Linked DNA regions of Homo sapiens: regions 1, 3 and 4 are each linked to region 2. A link is an interaction called in ENCODE POLR2A ChIA-PET data of the cell type or tissue named here. Cell type or tissue: CD4-positive, alpha-beta T cell. All regions are shown on one strand. Each heading gives the region's core, and the rest is flanking DNA. Links, peaks and the distances in the headings are about the cores only.

Region 1 (4,545 bases), core at 338-4,337, 61 kb before region 2:
CCCCGTCAGATCACATATGTCCTCTACAGTCGCTCTGGCCTGTGACCTTGCACGCCACTCTACCTTCTCCCTCCCAGCCCACAGAGCCACTCAGAGGCTGAAGCCACTTCACAGCCCACTGGTGTTGAGAATCATCATCAGAAAACCAGATATGTCAAGGTATCCATTGCTCTTTCCTTTTCTCTCATCTGTGTGGGTGCTTGAATTTGGTGAAATGCGTTTAGCAAACCAACTGTGTGTTTGTAATACTGTGAATTCTTGCGTTTTGCATTAAGTGTCTCCCCCATTTTTGTAATTTGTAGAGAAATATGTGCTGGTGTTGGGTGTCTTCCAAGCATTTTATGGAAATGGAGGCTCCATTCCTTAGGAGTAAAAGCTGGCGCCAGCACTTGGCTCTTGTTCTGTCTAGGTGAACTCTCATAATTCTTGTTTTACCCTGTTGGATTTGCACTTTACATATATTTTTGCTCTATTACTTAAACATATAGCAGCTTTTACAAATAATGCCTAACATGCCTGCGCTGAGAAAGTGGCAGATCTACACATATCATACGCAGAGTTGTTCTCTACCTGATGGGGCAAAACCAACCACATGTTCTTGGTTCCTCCAAACGAATGACATTACTTGACATTACTGCCTGAGTGTATCTTCACAATAGCAAAATGGTTTGAGATTAAGCATTTGGAATCTTATGTCATTTTGTATGGGGTCAATCCACCATAACGTGTTTCTCATTTGGTTTTAATTATTTCCAGAAATCATAAAGTCACAAAACTGGAAGGGATCTTCAGAGATCTAGAGTGTTTCAAGCAGAAAACACATTAGTTATACAGGGCAGTTAGATATGGCTGAGATGTAAACAAGAGAATCTAAAAGAATGTTCAAGGAATAGCTGTTTTTGAACATTACTTAGTAATGGCATGAGTGGGAGGAGAGACTTTCAGCACCTTGAGACAGGGCGCTCTCTGGAACCAGCTTTGTTCCTCTTATCGAAAGCATATATGACAGTTTTTTTGGCTCCGGCCCTGTGGTGGGGGAGGTAATTATTGCCTTCATCCACATAAATTCCTTCCTATACATTCCCCTCAGACCACCCCAGAGGCAAAACTGAAATGGAAATCCAGTGGCACTTAAAATTCACCCTGCCCCGTTTGGCTGCGATTCCCAGGCTTACAGCACTGCCCTTATGGAATATCACATTTTCATTTTCTGAGATTCATTTTATAAAAGTAAAGGCCAGGTGCCATGGCTCACACCTATAATCTGAACACTTTGGGAGGACAAGGTGGGAGGATTGCTGAGCCCAGGAGTTCAAGACCAGCCTGGGCCACACAGCAAGATCCTGTCACTACCAAAAATTCAAAACTTAGTTGGGTGTGGTGGCACACACCTGTATTCCCAGCTACTCAGGAAGCTGAGGCGGGAGGATCACTCGAGCCCAGGAATTCAAGGATGCAGTGAGCTATGATTGCACTACTGCAGTCCAGCCTGGGCAGCAGAGCAAGGCCCTGAATAAATAAACAAAAGTATAATTTATTTTTGCCTGATATTAATCACTTCTTAAGGCCCAAATTTTTGTTTTTAAGCAAAAGGATAGCTCTAAGTGTGGGTTGCAGTTACTGGACATAAATATTCACTAAATGAGATTCCTTTGGTTATGGCTGTTCATAGAATTTTAATTCTATGTCAGTGTTCTTGTTCACTAAGATATTTCGAAGTGAGAGAAAGCATTTTACCAATACATTCTTATTTTTTCTCCTTTAAAATAATATTGAATTTTTCCTGGTACGAAGACAGATATTTATTAACTTGATTGGAAAACACAGAAATTAAGATCATGTTGAACACTGAGTTATCTAGATGATCCCTGAGATTTGAATGTTCATGTCAACCGTGTTGAGCGCTCACCAGCCACCAGGCTTTAGGCACTGGCAGTGCAAGGTGTCTGAGGCCCATTCTCAGGCTGGGCAGAGGTCACACAGTGAGTAAATGGGTCTTTTCAGTGCAATGTGGTTATGATAGAGGCATGCCAGGGTGCCACTAACCCAGCAGGTGTGGCAGGAGGGGCTTCACAGAGGAAAGGGACTTTGAGCTCAGTGTTAAAGGATGAGGAGTGAGTCATAAGGGGGAAAAATGGAAATGACTTTCCAGGCTTCAGAAACAGCATAAACAAACAAAGGCCTGAGAGCTGGAGTCAGTGTGGTGTGTCCAGGGATCACAAGTGGGCTGGAGCTGCCGGAGAACAGCCAAGTGGCTCAGCTGCCATCCCAGAATTGAGCTCGTCACTATCAGATGCTGCTGCTCCCTGGCCTCAGAGGAAAGCAGCACACAGCTCACCACGAGGGGTTTCCCCAGAGGCTCCTCCTGCAGCCAATGCTACTATTAGTTTATATTATAATAGTATCAGTTTCTTTTTCTTTGGAAATCCCTAGAACTGTTAACTGAAGGTGACTCAGGGTAACTAATTCTGGATCTTTGGGTGCACAGCCTCTCACTGGAGTCTGAGAGGAGGAGGTGGAGACTATCAGTGCACGGCCCGCAACCAGGAAGGACTCCCAGACTAACGCCAAAGGTGTGTTGGGCTCAGCTGCTCCACTGTGGAAAAGGAAAGCCCTGGCCCTGTGGCAGGAGAGGATTGTTCTAGTCAAGTGTGGCGTTGCACGGACAGGCGGTGCCGAGTGTTTGGGTGCAGACACAGGCAGCTGCTGCCCTCCACTTCCTGCTCTTGCAAGTCACAGATGATTCCAGTACAATGTGGGAGGTCCTCCTTACAGGGGCACTTGCAACAGGAAGGCAGAGAGTTTCGTCAATTCAGGTACAGGTCTGTCTGGGAGACCTGGCCCTGTGGAGGCAGGAACACCGTGCAGGGGCATGGCAGCGCCTGTCTTTGCTATCACATCATTTGCCTTTTCCTTGTAGGACCCAAAGATCTATGTCCAAAACTTAGTCCAGAAACATCTGCATTCCTGTTTAAACTTCAGCTCAGTTTCTTAACCAAGAACCACGTCAACCCTCCAGGGTTGTGGTTTGTATTTTTGCCTTTAAGCATTATCTCCTTTCCACCAAGAAGCCTACTTAGGTTTAACACATGAAAGCAGTGTCTAAAAATTAGATCGGTCCTAAATTGGAATGGGATGTCTTCCTTGCATGTCCCATACCAGGGAATTTTTTTAACACACAGTGTAGAGCCTTTGCCAGAGATGTTGAAAGGGAGATTAAAGGCTTGAGGGATGAATTTGATCATCATTCTTAAAGTCCCTTCCAATCCTGTGATTCTCTGATTCCCTGAGTCTCGTTTATTATTGGACATGCCTAGCCCATCACCAGTGACCTGCCCGCATATTGCTGGCTTCCCTTGGATAACGGAGAGCCTATCACCACATGCCTTTGTTGTCTTCCATCATATCAAGTGAGTTGCTTTCTGGACTTTTTCCATCTAGAGCCTGCTAGGTTTGGTTTTGAGAAAAGATGGTGAAGTTTCTTTTCATGAGTTTGTAGGGCAAAAAAAATTCTTTTTAAAGATGGTAAGGGTGGAAATTAATCATGGTACCATCTCATTAAAAATAGATACCTCAAAATGTTTACCTTTACAAGTCAAGAAGAGTATCTGACTTTCTTGGAAGTGTCAAGAATTGCAGGTTGGCTGAAAAGTTAGATTGAGAATCTGACCTTGTTACTTATGATTCTTTTTTCCCTTGGTTCTCGGGGATGCATGAGAAGGTGAGCTGTCACTCACAAAAAAAGGGAAAATGATTTGAAAAATGTTTCACATATACACTTTTTATCATTTTAGTGGATGGCAGCCTTACGTCAGTAGTATATGCCACTATGAAGTATGGCCAAAACCCTAGCGTCACTTGTAACCATTGTACTCTTATGGATTTGTGTCTTACACCATTTGCCTTGCTTTTTAAATGACTTTGTTTTTCAAGGTGCTGTCATTTTGCAAAAGGAAATCTTTATATGAAATGTACAAAAACCGTTACTAACTGGACAACAGGGAAGGTGCTGGCCCCACATTAGTGCCTGCCCACCGCTCTACTTCTAACCAGGGACACGGATCTTCCATTCTCTACATCCACCGGACTGCAGCCCAAGTCTGGACCTGGCTGCAGTGGGCATATTACCGTATGGATATCTTTTTCTTTCTTTTTTTAAAGTGAGGAGATTCTTCAGGGGGTCAGGCTGAGAATGTAATAAGCCTGACATTGGAACAGATTTCTCCCGTGTGGTCTAGCTGGACCCCTCCGGCATTTGCCACACTCCCTGCCAGTCCTGACATTGACTTCCTGAATGTGATTAGGTGGTAATGAGCAAGAATTTCCTAGGATATTGAAACATCTGTATCCAGGCCCCCAATCAAATGCTGCTGAATATTGTGAATGTTTTTACTCCGCTCACTTTCCCACTGTGCTTTCCTCTAACCAAAATATACGTGTAGCCATTACCAATGTACAACTCTCAATGCGGAGTTGCCGCCACGGTTTAAAATAAATCTCTGTGAAAACCTTTCTGCAGCTATGGTCCCATCACGGTTACATGTG
Region 2 (4,545 bases), core at 343-4,342:
AGTATCTGGGATCACAGGGATGTGCCACTATGCACAGCTAATTCTTTTTTTCTTGTAGAGAAGAAGGACTCACTATGTTGCCCAGCTTGTTCTCAAACTCCTGGGCTCAAGTGATCCTCCTGCCTGGGCCTCCCAAAGCGTGGGATTACAGGCCTGAGCCACTGTGCCCAGCCCAGGCCAAAGCATTTAAAAACTGATACATGATTCGTTGTTTGCTTCCTCTGCTTTGACCACCTGGAAACCATGGGTGGAGATGGATTGTTCTCAAGATTGAAGCAGACTGGACTATTATGTCATCACATTGCCTGAGAAGTCCCCATGCCCCCTGAGCCATGATGGAATTTGCGTAAGCAAGAAATAAACTCTTACAGTGTTAAGCCACTGGGATTCCAGGGTTAATTTGTGGCTGTAGCACAGTTAAGTTACCCTGACTAACACATCTGTCAACAGAGTCCAAGAAAGGGAATTCTTACTGTAGAACCAAAGCCTCCTGTTTAAATGACATTTAGACTTTTAGCTTTGATTTGGAATTTTATTCCCTATAAATGCCTTGATACTTAAGCAGAGGGAGTAAACTGTTTTTCTATGACTACACCATATTCCATTGAAATGAACAAAATTTTCTAGGTATACAGAGAGCCATAAATTCAGGGCCCAAAACAGAGTTTAGTCAAATATACACGTTGATCCAATCATCAACCTATGGAGGCTTGTCTTTTAGTTATCTCTGATGTTTAGGTGAATTTGTTATTAAATGGAAATACTTTCCAAGTCTCAACACAGCCTTTTCACACAAAGACCTTTAAGTACTTGGTGCCAAATTTGTTGGACATGGACTGCCTTTCAATTCAAAAGCCAGCTGTGAAATGAACATTGAGTAATGGCTTAGATATCTGCTCATTCCCAATGAATAAAAACAGCTGCTGTTCACAGGAGAGTCAATCAGTGCACAGATGGCTTAAAACGATCCTAATAAATTTAATAAAAGCCATCTTTCCCCCTGTGTTCTCATGTACTTCTTAGGACCTACCTTAACTCTAGATTTTCTTTCTTGTCTGATCTGCAGTATCACGATTATTCTTTTTGGTTTTAGATCTCTCCCTAGTTCAGTTGATAACAACTACCAAATGTAGTGATTTTTAAAATATTTGTTATTGTGATAAAATATCTCAACAAAAATTGCCATTTTAACCATATTTAAGTGTACAATTCATCGGCATAATTACATGCATCATCTTGTGCAACCATCACCACTATCTATTTCCAAAATGTTTTCATCACCCCAAACACAAACTCTATAACCAATATTGCTCTAGAAGCAATAACACCTCCAAAACCCTCTTTCCGCAGTGGATGTGGTGATTTTAATATAATATCCATGGGAATTGGCTTGTGGGGTCTTGTCTCTTTTATGCAGCCTTATTGGTGGATGAATTGTTGCAGTTAAGTTCATTTGAAAGATAACTGGCTGGGCGCGGTGGCTCATGCCTGTCATCCCAGCGCTTTGGGAGGCCGAGGCGGGCAGATCACTTGAGGTCAGGAGTTCAAGACCAGCCTGGCCAACGTGGTGAAACCCTGTCTCTACTAAAAATATATAAATTAGCCAGGCATGGTGGTGGGCGCCTGTAATCCCAGCTACTAAGGAGGCTGAGGCACAAGAATCACTTGAGCCGGGTAGGCAGAGGGTGCGGTGAGCCGAGATCGCTCCACTGCACTCCGGCCTGGGCGACAGAGTGAGACCCTGTCTCAAAAGAAAGCAAAAAGAAAGGTAACTAACCACAGGGTCCAAAGGCTAGGGTTCTCTTACCTTACAGATTTTGCATAGAATGCCCTCTGGAGAGTACCCCCGACTTCATAAGCAGGGCATGCCTAACATCTTGTGAACTCTTCTTGGAAGAACAGAGCCATATAATAAGTGTTAATTTTTGAATTGCACTGTAATAATCACAGCACCAGGGCCTGCTGAAGTGATTGAATTGTTCACTCTTACACTAAATGGCCCCAGACTACTTGGCTGTTTCAGTTCTCTGCAAACCTTAAAATCTTATCTTCTTTTTTATTTCCTGTCAGGCTGTTAGCTTTCATGTCTTACAGATCTAAGGATACTGTTTTTGTTTCCATTTTTAGTATTGTGGCTTTAGCAGGGGTGGCAGGGTGAAACTTACATAACAAAAGAAACCATTCTAAAGTGAATAATTCAGTGGCATTTAGTGGATTCACAGTGTTGTGCAACTACCACCTCCATCTAGTTCGAAAACATTTTCATCACCTCAAAAGGAAGGCTCCTACCCATTAAGCAATTAGGGTACTGGGTGTTTCGTTGTTGCTGTTTTGCAACAACTCCTATGCTCTTTTACTTTCTGCTCCAATATGCTGTGAGCTTGGACCTAGAACACTGGGCCTGCTGAGCTGCTTCTTTTTTGTTTTTGTGTTTTTTTTTTTTTTTGGAGACAGGGTCTCAGTCCTGTTGCCCAGGCTGGAGGTATAGTGGCACGATCATCCCACCTCAGTCCCCCGAGTAGCTGGGACTACAGGCACACGCAACCACACCCAGCTAATTTTTAAGTCAAGACTTGCATTTTTTGGTAGAGACAAGGTCTCACTATGTTGCCCAGGCTAGTCTCAAACTCCTGGGCTCAAGCAATCGGCCCGCCTCAGCCCCACTAACTGCTGGGATTACAGGCGTGAGCCACCATGCCCAGCCATGCTGGGCTTCTAGGTAAATAGGGGTAGCTAGGTCCTGTACACAGGGCTCCCATTAGCAATGTTCAGGAGCATGAGATTAATTTCACTGACACGTGATAACAATTTTTAGCTACTTAAGGAGCTTCCCCCATCCTGCCCCTCCCCTGACCTTCGCTAGACCTCACACTTCTGGATTATGAGGTTGTTTAATATACGTGATTTATGGAAATATTTACTCATTCATTCAGCAAAAAAAAAAAAAAAAAAATGTATAGAGTGCCCATACATCACCTAACGCCAGGTGCATTTTTTGTATTGCTTGCAACCTGCTTCCACAAGGGAACATAGGAACTGGGAAGGGACTTTGGGAAACCTCTAGCCCAGTCACTTCCAAACTTGGGCTGGAGGGATCAGAATCATCTGGGGACAGATTTCTAAAAGAGAGTGTCTGTCCCCACCCAGATATACTGCACTGATATCTCCCAGGGCGGGGCCCAGGAATGTGTATTTTTTAAATCTTCACCAAGTCATTCTGAGATGGCACATAGGTGTCTGGGAATCATCGGGCTGGCCAGTTCTTCTTAAACACATATTTAATGTTTAAAGATTACATGCCTTGGGTCCATGCCCCAACCTGGCTGACCTGTGGCGTCCAGCAGCTCGGAAGGCAGCTTACCTATGAAGGTCATGGACAGCGGCAGAGCCAGGAAAGCACAGAGCACAACAACGAAGCAGGCTGCAAGGAGAAGAAGGGGCAGGCACTGGGTTAGAAACACACAGACCCCTGCATTTCCTCTTCACTGCAGTTTCTTAAGCATCCTGTGAAACCTGACTTTCTCTCCAGTGGCAAGTCAGCAGACAGGAGGAGAAGGTCGCAGCTCGCCTGGGGCTCCCACACAGTGGATGCAAGCCAAGACTTGCACTTCTCAGAGAGCTGAACATCTCTCGTGATCACTTTGCCGATGCCAAGGCCCAGATATCCTGCAGGACCTCTCCAAGTCTGACAGCTTATGGAAAAGGAGTTTATAAACTGCCACTGTGCCCGTGCCAGGATGCCAGAAGCTGCCGGCATCCACTGAGCCAGGCAGGATTCACCCTGTGCTTCCTGGGTGCCTGTACTCAGGGCAGATGGTTCTTCTCTTCCCTGGATAAAATTCACTGACAACTCACTTTATCACTGAAAGTATTTGCTTCACAAAATCTTCTTCCCTTTCCATTCACTTGGTTATATATTCCACAGCCCATGACATTAGATGGGCTCCTAAAACTTCTTGCTGACACACAGTATAATAGAGCTTTGAACTGGCTTGGGGTTTTTCTTTCTGTTAATGCCACCAATCCAACTTTTAGACATTGGGAAAGAACAGAGGAATGGGGGCTACACAGGCTTGGGTCCAAATCCTGGCCCTGTCACTCACTGGCCATGTGGCTTTGGGCAAATTCGTTGACATCCGGAAGCCGTTTTCCTCTTCTGTAAAAGGTGGTGACAGATGTATGCACAAGGACCTCAGGGTATGGCAACTTTTGTGATTAGGCAATTACTTCCCTGCTTTGCTTCTTGGTTTCCTCATCTGTTCTCCAGATCGGCAGATATATCTGCAGATATAGGTTTTGCTTGGCCAGCATTTTTTTTTGAAAGTGTGAATTTGAATGCCTCTTGGGTAGGCCTGCCCCCCAGTTCCCACTGTCAGAGTCTTGACAGCATCACACATCTGTGCTTTCTGCTGAGTCCTGTTGTCATGCTGAGAGCAGAGGATCTCTGAGTGAACCTCATGGTAGCTTCTGTAGCATCTACTCCTTCCTCTCTAGGTCATCACCTTAATTATTTTCGGGTACCCCCACCTCCCTACCTCCCCATTC
Region 3 (4,545 bases), core at 366-4,365, 480 kb before region 2:
ACCTATACCTGGGTGACACTGAGCACCTTTGTTAATCTGTCTGGGCCTCTGCTCGCTCATATATAAAATGGGGATAATAATAGCCCTCAATTCACAGGACTGTCAAAAGCATTCAGTGTGATCAGGAGTGTTGAGTGTTTAGCACAATGTCTATGAACACAGTCAACCTCCGGCATTTTTTACCCTGTCATTGCATATTCTGGCAGGTCTAAAAATGTTCTTCCTGTGTGCAAATGTGCATGGACAAACTAGGCTAGGGCAGAGAAAAGATTTCACACAAAAATTCACTTCAAGCCAACTTACTCTACTATTTTAATGTTTCTGACTAAAAGAATGTGGGTCCCCTGGCCCAGAGAGGGTGGAAAGATGGAGAGGAGAGTTCTGTGACCATTCCTCAGGTCACACCACACTATGGACAAGGGAAGTGTTTCAATTCTTCTCTGCAGACAGTCAACATTCCTAGGAATGTGATCTCAGAAATACATGTGACCTTCCTCGATAGAGTAAAATCTGATTATAAGTATGTTTTTATCCATTTTTTTCTTACTACACTCAAATGCAAGCACTTAAGTTAGGCTGATTCATGAGATCAAGATTCTGAGTCAGTCTTTTGCAATTGTGGATTCTCAGGAGCAGCTTCGGTAGTGAACATATTGTGGACAAGTGATGTCTGCCTACTATTGTCCTCTGCAGCCTCGTTTGGCTGGGGACCCTGGCCAGGGTGGACTCTGGGTTCCCGTGCCTCCAGAGAACATTAGCCAGGAAACTCAGGGGTCTGCTGCTGCCTCCTGGCTTGGCTTCTGCAACATGAAGGGTGTCAGAGGGGACAGACCCCAAGTGAGTGAGAGTTTCATCCCAGTGAAAACCAGCCGGAGCCAGGTAGTGGAGGAAAAGATACCCAGCATTTTGTCTTACAGGGAGGGTTTGTAGATAACTGCAGGGCTGTGCCTAAAAGGGAGTAGAAGCAGCCTAAGCAAGGGGGCTTCACTTCTGGAAACACTCAGCTTGCATGTGTCAGGAATGAGAAGCTTGGGGTACGCCACTGTGTCTGGACTCACCAGTGGGCAAGAGCCCTCGTTCCAGCTATGGGATGCCTGGGGGAGGACAGAAGCTGCAGCTTGTGAATAATAACATGAAAACAAAATCCACTATTGATCATGGAAAGAAGGAAGCAATCTCCTGTATAAACAGTAAATAAATAGAAGTCCAGCTGCCATCCACGAAGGTGGAAGCTATCGACTCCCTCAAATGCTTATTATTTCCTTGACATTCTTGCAGCCTTTCACTGACATTAATAACACAAGCTGTCTGCTGGGTCTTAGGGAAACGGGGGATGGGAGGAGTTCTTACTTTTCCTCTGTATTTCTCAAATTGAAAGCATAGTTCTACACAAGGCTGAATCCAAATGTTACTCAGGCTCATGACACGCAGTTGTGGGAATGGATTTAAAGCCCCGTACAAGACATATTGACAGCACAACATCCTGGCCACCTCCCATCATTGTCACTGTAACATTGCACATAAATCTCCTGATGTGTTTGAAACCCCATCACCCTGCACCCTGGACCTGCTGTTTTCCCAGCCCTAGAATCTCTACTCCAACACACATCAACCTTCCTAAAGCAGAAAATTAAGGAAGAATATCCTCTATTCATCTACTGGATGTTGGTAGTGTTTTTCTATTTGACTTCATTGCAGCTTGATTTCTTTCATATCTAGCATGGTTTCTTCCCAACTTTTAATTGGTGGATCCAGGCTGATTTCTGAGCACATTAGCTATGACTTTTTCAAACTGGCTTTGTATGGTAGATGAACCTTATGAGCAAGAGTGGAGTTGCTGGCGTTCCATCTCAATGCAATGTGTGCTGGAGGTTGTGCTAACTCCTTACTCACACTCACCATTGTCAACTTATCCCAACTTGTTTTTCACAGACAAAAGGGTGAAAGATTTCTTGCATGCTGTTTATGCCACACTACCCACCTCCAGCCAAGGCACCGAGATGGAGCTGGCCTGCAGCCTTTTTGTGCAAGTGGGAACGCCACTGTCCCCCTGCTTTGTGGAGCACGTCTCCTGGTGGGCTAACAGCAGCCTGGAACCAGCCGACCTCAGTGAGCCCAATAGCACCGCCATCCAGACTAGCGAAGGGGCCTCCAGAGAGACTGCAGGTAAAAGAAAACTGTACATTTCAACAAGGCTAAGGCAGAGGGCTGCAGAGACAGAGTCTCACCCATCACTTGTCAGAGGCCATGGTGCTCAGGCCACCTTCAATTACAGCAGAAGTCTGTCCTCTTAGGAGATCCTACCCTTGAATGACAAGGGGACACTAAGTCCCTTTCTGCCTCTCTTCCTGCTCTGACCCTCTCCCACACAAATATACACATGGGCACACACACACACACACGAGCCACAAGAGCACACAAGAACACAGAATTGTGCTCTTCAGAGCCTCCCACCTCGGAGGACCCCACAGGCTTTCTCCCATGCAACTGTCCCCCGACTGAGCTCTGCTCTCATTTATAATAAACCACCTGTGATGGCAAAGTGCAACAGGAGCCAAAAAAAGTGGTTTCCTGGGAATTTAGGTTAAGGAAATAATTTAAGAAAAAGTTACACACAATAAGATGTTTAGCTCAGTGTTATTGAAGAAAGAGACTTACAAACAGCCTCGCTGCCCAGCAATGAGGTGTGAATCAGTGTAGCACAGCACCTGCATGTTATACAGTTGTAATTATTATGAAAGATAATTAAAATCATGAACGTTTACTGAGTGTTTAGTTTATTTAGTTAGCACTGCTCCCAGTTGATTGTCTCAGTTCACCCTCACAATAATCCTAAGGGGTAGGCGCTATTACTCTCCCCATTCTATAAATGGAGAAACTGAGGCACAGAAGGCTCAGCCTCCTGCCCAGGGTCCACAGGCCAGGATTCTAACCCAGGTGGTCCGGCTCCAGCATCCTTGATCATTTCAAAAGTTTCATAGCAATGTGGAGAACATTCAAGACCCAGTGTTGGTTAAAAAGCAAAATAGGATTGGGATGCCAAGGCGGGCAGATCACGAGGTCAGGAGTTTGAGACTAGCCTGGCCAACATGGTGAAACCCCGTCTCTACTAAAAATACAAAAAATTAGCCAGGCATGGTGGCATGTGCCTGTAATCCCAGCTACTCGGGGAGGCTGAGGCAGGAGAATCGCTTGAACCCAGGAGGCAGAGGTTGCAGTGAGCTGAGACTGCGTCACTGCACTCCAGCTTGGGCAACAGTGAGATTTCATCTCAAAAAAAAAAAAAAAAAAAAAAAAGCAGAATAGGAAGTGATATGTATACTACGACTGAATGGAAAACAGTAAGTGTGTGGACAAGGATGGCAGAATTAAATGCAAAAATTAACATCTTTTGTGATAAAGTTCTCTCTCATGCTCTTTTATTTTACCATGTCTTTTCAATTTACTTAAATATGTTTAATTCCCTGCTCACATCCTTGTGCTGCCAGGGCGTAAGGCCAGAGAAGCAGCTCCCAGTGCAGGCTGATTGTCCTCTAAGAAAAAGGGGCAGTTGGCTCAGTTGCTCAGAGCACAGAGTCCAGAGCCAGGCTGCTTGGGTTCAAATCCAAGCTTTCCATGGAGCTGCTAGGGTTCTATTTCAATGCAATCCACATTGCATTGGGTAACTGGGTGGATGGTGGCTTCACCCCTCATAAGTATGTGACCTTGCCCAACTTCTCTGAGCCTCAGTTCCCTCACCTGTGAAATAGGGAATAATAATAGAACTGTTAGGAGGAGTCGGTGAGGATTTGCTAAAGCACTTAGAACAGAGCCTATCACAAAGTGTGTGCATATTAAACAAATAAACAGCTGGGACAAAAACTATCCCCTTAAGGGTGGTCTGCCAGCTCCTCTTTCTGACACTGCATGAAATTTTAACTGCAGCCCTACAAAGACCATACCTTGAATATTGTTTTCTAAGCAAAGGCTCAGTGAGAGATTCAGCTCAGCAGCGGGGCAGGGTGGGGACTGGGGGCGACAATGTGCAGGATCTCCCATCACAGCACATACTCCTTCCAAGGGTCTGCCTGGGGAGGGAATGTCTAATAATTCCTAGGAAATGGCCCCAAACAGAACCAGGAGCAGCATCCCAACCTGTTCAGAAAAGAATAAAAAGCAGGGTCTTCAGCAACAGCTGGTTATAAACACATATCAATTTGCAATGAACATATTTTAATAAATACTCTACCAACCCAACTCCAGAGATGACTCACTGCCCCCACCTCCCCTGACTGGTCACCCAGGTGTCAGGACTTCTGAGTTCTCACTTTCCATTTCCCTCTCCACACCCTCATCCCCCAGCAGGGGTTGTCATTGTCGCCCCCATACCCAGCCCTACAGAGCCTCTGACTCTGGCCCTGTGAGGTTATCTTAAAGACTCTAGGTCTAGGATTTTTATAAAATGACCATATCGCTCAACAGTCCCCAAAAGTTGAGAGCAGCTCCTGGTGCCTTGGGTCCCTGACAGCACAAGGAGCTGAGACAGGGAATTAAATATTCTTAAGT
Region 4 (4,545 bases), core at 241-4,240, 400 kb before region 2:
CAACAAAGTTTTACCCCAACAAATTGCAAAGGTAAAGTCTTTCTAATTTTTTAACAACTTTATTGAGAAATTCATCCATTTTATGTGTTCAACGAGTTTTAGTAAATTTACAGAGTTGTACAACCATCACCACCATGCAGTTTTAGAACATTTCCAACATCTTAAAAAGATCCCTGTGCCCATTTGCAGTCAGTCTCCCAAACACTTCCAGGCAAGCACTAATCAACTTTATGGACATTCCATATAAATGGAATAATGCTATATGAGGTCCTTTGCATCTAGGGTAATGTTTTTCAAGTTCATCCATGTTGTAGCATGTCACAATTCATTCCTTTTTATTGCTAAATAGCACTCCAAGTTTCTTAATTTTATGTCTGGTATAGTTCAACCTACAATCATGTCCTCTTTTATGAGGAAGTGAAAACAGATGAGGTGCCAAAAAAACCTGCTCTTTGTATAGTCCACGCTACTTCTTTCTAAAATGCAAATCTAATAACTTTCTCCTCTACTAAAATCTCTTCAATCCATAAGGTTCCCATCTGTAAGGTTCAATCTATAAGGTTTTCATCAATCTGTAAGACAAAGTCGAAACTCCTTGGCAGAGAATATAGGACGTGCCATGCCAATCTATCTAGTCTCATTTCCTGCTGCTGTTTTTCTTGAACACTTTGCCAGCTATCAATACTGAGGTACATACAGTTCTCCCAAACTCTCTTCAGTGACCTTTATGTCTTTGCATACATCTACTTCACAAACTTGAATTAACCTTTCAAAATCCAACTCAAGACATTTCCTAGAGCCAGCTCCGGCCTCACTTTCTCAACTGTACCATCTTATTAGCTTGTGCTTTAATAATTTTACATCTTACACTATGCCATAACTGTACCTCTCATATCAAACTCATGAGCCAGTACCTAACCCTGCATCTGAACTTCACTACTGTTCAATAAGCATCTGTTCACTTTAACTGAATACTCTCTACTAGTGGTGTTCTACCCACTTCATAAAGGAAAAATCAATTCCATAAAGTCCACTCTCTAAAACTAATGTGAAAAGGATCTAACAGAAGTAGTACAATACAACTCCAAGGTCTAGAACAGTAGTCTACAAAACAGGGTATACACCAGCGATCAGCAAACTATAGCCCACCAACCAAATCCAGCCCAGAGCCTATTTTTTGTAAATAAAATTTTATTGAACACGGCCACTCTCACTCATTTAACATACTGTCTATGGCTGCTTTTGCCCTCCAACAGTGGAATAGTTCCAGTACACACTATACAGGCTGAAAAACCTAAAATGTTCACTATCTGGCCCTTCAAAGAAAATGTTTGCTGACCCCTAGTATAAATCATGATCCATGTTATTCAAGAAGCAAAGATCAGAATTTCCTTTGTATAAATTTTTTCCTCTCATCTTTTTAAAGTTCTATTTTAATATATGTTTTTAACATAATAATATTAATGCAGTAGTCACATATATAATTTCTAAATTTAAAAATGTGCATACACTGGGAATGGTACATACTTAATTTTTTTTTTTTTTTACTAATATAGGTGGTTCATTTAAAAAAAAAAAGTTAAGTCTTAGGACAAGCTTTAGCATTTAAATTTAGTAATCAACGTTATTAGCAATCAATGTTATTACATGAATAACTGAGTTCTGTGAGTGCTTCAAATCACAGAGAAAGAGGCCCAGAATTAAACTTTTTCCAAAATACTCAAAACATCTCTGGAGAATCTTTTTCTGGTGCTAAAAATGTCATTGAAATGATGCAGGTAGTACTAATATTCTTCAACAGAATGCAATAAAATACGAGCTACATAAATCCAAACTTGGTTCAAAGGTAGCTATGTTTTTTTAAAAAAGGTTATTATAACAGACAAAGCAAATGCAAACTTATCCTTCCAAACCCTGATAATTGGTAATACCAAATAACTGGTATCTAATAAATATACAAATCAAGAGAATACCTTGCTAGCTAAATTAAAAAAAAAAAAAAAAAACTATCCATACTTAACAACCAAGTGCAATTTTGTAACCAAAGTGTTCCTTAGCTATGATAGCAAGGCTATTTCGGTCTAAGACAACAGATACTAACCTAAAGCTGTGAAGAGCCCCAGGAAATACCGAGTTCCTCACTTACAGATCTTAAGCTTAGCAAGGTGGTTCTACTAACTCAAAAGCTGGGGTCTGATAATCATCATCAACCAATTTATAAGCTCAAAGTTAATTACCAATTGAACCTGGATTTATCAGTTTAGGGTTGTCATTCTATGTTGAATCAGATTCTCCAACAAATAGTCATAGCCCCCAGAGAGAACTACACTCTACTCTGCTCACCTTTAAGGCTTTTTCTGAGGCCTTCCGAGATGACTAGCATCAGACTTTTGAGGAAGGCTAGCCATTAGACAAGGCTTTTCCCCACGATCTGACTGCTTGAAGTGACATCCAGGATCAGGTCGATCCTGTATCCAGGAATCATGACCCTCCCTGAGGCACCAGTCATCATGAGACAGTCAGTGCACTTTAGCACTTCTTGAAAACCACTGGGCTGCTCCTTTAGCTGAAAGGAAAAAAAACATCAAAACCACAACAAACAAAACAAAGGGGGAAAAATCAGTAATTCAATCTGAAAAGACAGAGCGTGGGGAAAAATATACCAAAACAGCCTTGTCTAGATCAAAATGCAGCCTTGCCTTGATGTAAAGCCCATAGTTTCAATGTCTTTCTAGTCACTGCACTAAGGTTATTCCTAATATAAAAGTCTAAAAAGTTTAATATCTACAGTATTACATCTGAAAAGAACAAGTGAAAGTGGAAGTTAAATAAAATCACTATGGAAATACAGCTAAATAAGTATTATCAAGGTATTTATAAATGACTAGCAGCCTAAGGGTTATTTACAAGAGAGTGCACCATCAGAAAACCACATACTCAACATTTTCATTCTCTCAAAATTGAAATCTGACATGGAGAAGCATGAAACACCCAAATAGGCTAAGTTTAACAGAAAAGTGCCAATCTATTAAATAAAAAATTAGGCTAGTATCCTCTGACTTACTTGACACCAGTACACAGAGTAAAACACACACACACACTGCTCTTAACCTAGCATTCTGTAGAATTTTCAATGTTTGCTTGAAATAAGCAATTTTAAATGTTCATATCATATGTCCTTAAATTTCAAACAAACTTTAAAAGCTGATTTAACGCTTATTTATTTAAATCTGCTTCAAAGTAAAAAAAAAATTTAACTATCAGAATCTGCTCATTTCAATTTTTAAATACAAAATATTTTCCTAAAACATAATGTTAAAAGGCAAGAAAAAGTCTTTGAGGTAATTGTTTTAAATGTTAAATTATAAATCCTTTAAAACATCCTTACACGAAAGGTAATGATACTTTGTCTGTCAATTACTTTACCTTCCTTTCTCCTCCTTTATTTTTTATCACCCACATCTCAGTTAACACTACCAAATATCCACATAGATGCCCAAGTTGGAAAGTGGAAAATAATACTAAACCAGTATATTTTTACTTATTTGAGAATATGATTAAAGCTATGGATCTCTTTACCCAGAAAAAAGTTCATGCACACAGATGGACAATGTGTAGACAGGATGTCAGGGAATTCACAGAACTCTCCTCAGACCAAGCATGGACCCTAGGTTCAGGGCTCCTGTCAAATACTTTGCCTTTTTTCTCCTATCTTACAAATCATCTTTGAAAACCTGCCTAGCTTACCTACCGAACCTCTCAGAATTCTGCCTTCCTGTCCAGCACTAGCTAAGTTTTGGCATTCCCCATATCTTCTAGGTTGTTACATGTAGTTTGCTAACTCTTCCCATCTTACCACCCTCCAGTCTACCTTTCACCTTGCTGGCACAGTAATCTTACTAAAATGCAAATCTGATCATGTGACTCACCTGCTTAAAATCTTCAATACCTTCCCTGCAAATGCTAACAGAATGAAGTCCTGTCTCCTTAGGGTGCTATTACCTGCCCTCTACCTACATTTCAAGCTTCTACTCTTCCTACCTATACTTTCCATACTCCAGGTGTACAATTTATAATCTCCTGATACACTGTTTTCAAGTCTTCATGCTTTTGCATACTGTTTTCTCTTCCTGATATGTCATGGCTCAATTCCTTACTCTTCCCTCAAAACTTTACTCCTTTCTTTACGCTGTCTCAGAACCTTCTGTTTATTTCTGCCATGAGATTTATCTTAATGTATTACAAATGTTTATTTACTTGCCTGTCTTCAAAGATAATACGTTTTCTAGCCTTGCTTAATTCCATCTGTGTGTCCCCAGTACCTAGAACATAAATATAGAACTAAATATAAACGTATGGAGCTGCCGCTATTCTTATACACAGCCAAAGTAACTATGTATCACAAGGAAAACTGTTGCTGAATTAATTTAAAATATACTTTCACAATTCAAAATCTAACGAATTCATTCTGGAAGGGTATTTTTGCAGCAACTGTCTAGAAAATTAAGTGTAACTATCACCAATTCTTTATAAACTGCTCTCATC

What was found. Peaks named below come from ENCODE experiments on the same cell type or tissue, not always from the same donor. Only the 100,000 strongest peaks of a DNase experiment are listed, where the experiment ranks them.
Region 1: POLR2A ChIA-PET joins it to region 2 with 9 read pairs; 3 of 35 experiments call an interaction of 5 or more read pairs at or near these places.
Region 3: POLR2A ChIA-PET joins it to region 2 with 5 read pairs; 2 of 35 experiments call an interaction of 5 or more read pairs at or near these places.
Region 4: POLR2A ChIA-PET joins it to region 2 with 5 read pairs; 3 of 35 experiments call an interaction of 5 or more read pairs at or near these places.

The regions. Positions count from the first base shown.
Region 1 is chr13:51,762,282-51,766,826 of GRCh38, forward strand. WDFY2 (WD repeat and FYVE domain containing 2) reads left to right here. Exons shown (of 12, transcript NM_052950.4): 12 at 1-4,545. It also overlaps a transcript of DHRS12 not described here. Among named protein-coding and RNA genes, the nearest start is that of DHRS12, 40 kb to the right of the region's middle. RefSeq lists an enhancer at 2,240-2,559. In CD4-positive, alpha-beta T cell, for the core only: no CTCF peak of the experiment used is centred there; a DNase peak (open chromatin) is centred at 2,340; H3K4me3 peaks cover 902 bases; H3K27ac peaks cover 2,272 bases.
Region 2 is chr13:51,823,205-51,827,749 of GRCh38, forward strand. TMEM272 (transmembrane protein 272) reads right to left here. Exons shown (of 5, transcript NM_001351003.2): 3 at 3,362-3,421. Among named protein-coding and RNA genes, the nearest start is that of TMEM272, 20 kb to the right of the region's middle. In CD4-positive, alpha-beta T cell, for the core only: no CTCF peak of the experiment used is centred there; DNase peaks (open chromatin) are centred at 2,147 and 3,503; H3K4me3 peaks cover 3,951 bases; H3K27ac peaks cover 4,000 bases.
Region 3 is chr13:51,342,320-51,346,864 of GRCh38, forward strand. SERPINE3 (serpin family E member 3) reads left to right here. Exons shown (of 10, transcript NM_001386375.1): 4 at 1,933-2,166. It also overlaps a transcript of INTS6 not described here. Among named protein-coding and RNA genes, the nearest start is that of MIR5693, 4.0 kb to the right of the region's middle. In CD4-positive, alpha-beta T cell, for the core only: no CTCF peak of the experiment used is centred there; no DNase peak of the experiment used is centred there.
Region 4 is chr13:51,418,769-51,423,313 of GRCh38, forward strand. All of the region lies in intron 4 of INTS6 (integrator complex subunit 6), which reads right to left. Among named protein-coding and RNA genes, the nearest start is that of INTS6, 32 kb to the right of the region's middle. In CD4-positive, alpha-beta T cell, for the core only: no CTCF peak of the experiment used is centred there; no DNase peak of the experiment used is centred there; H3K4me3 peaks cover 662 bases.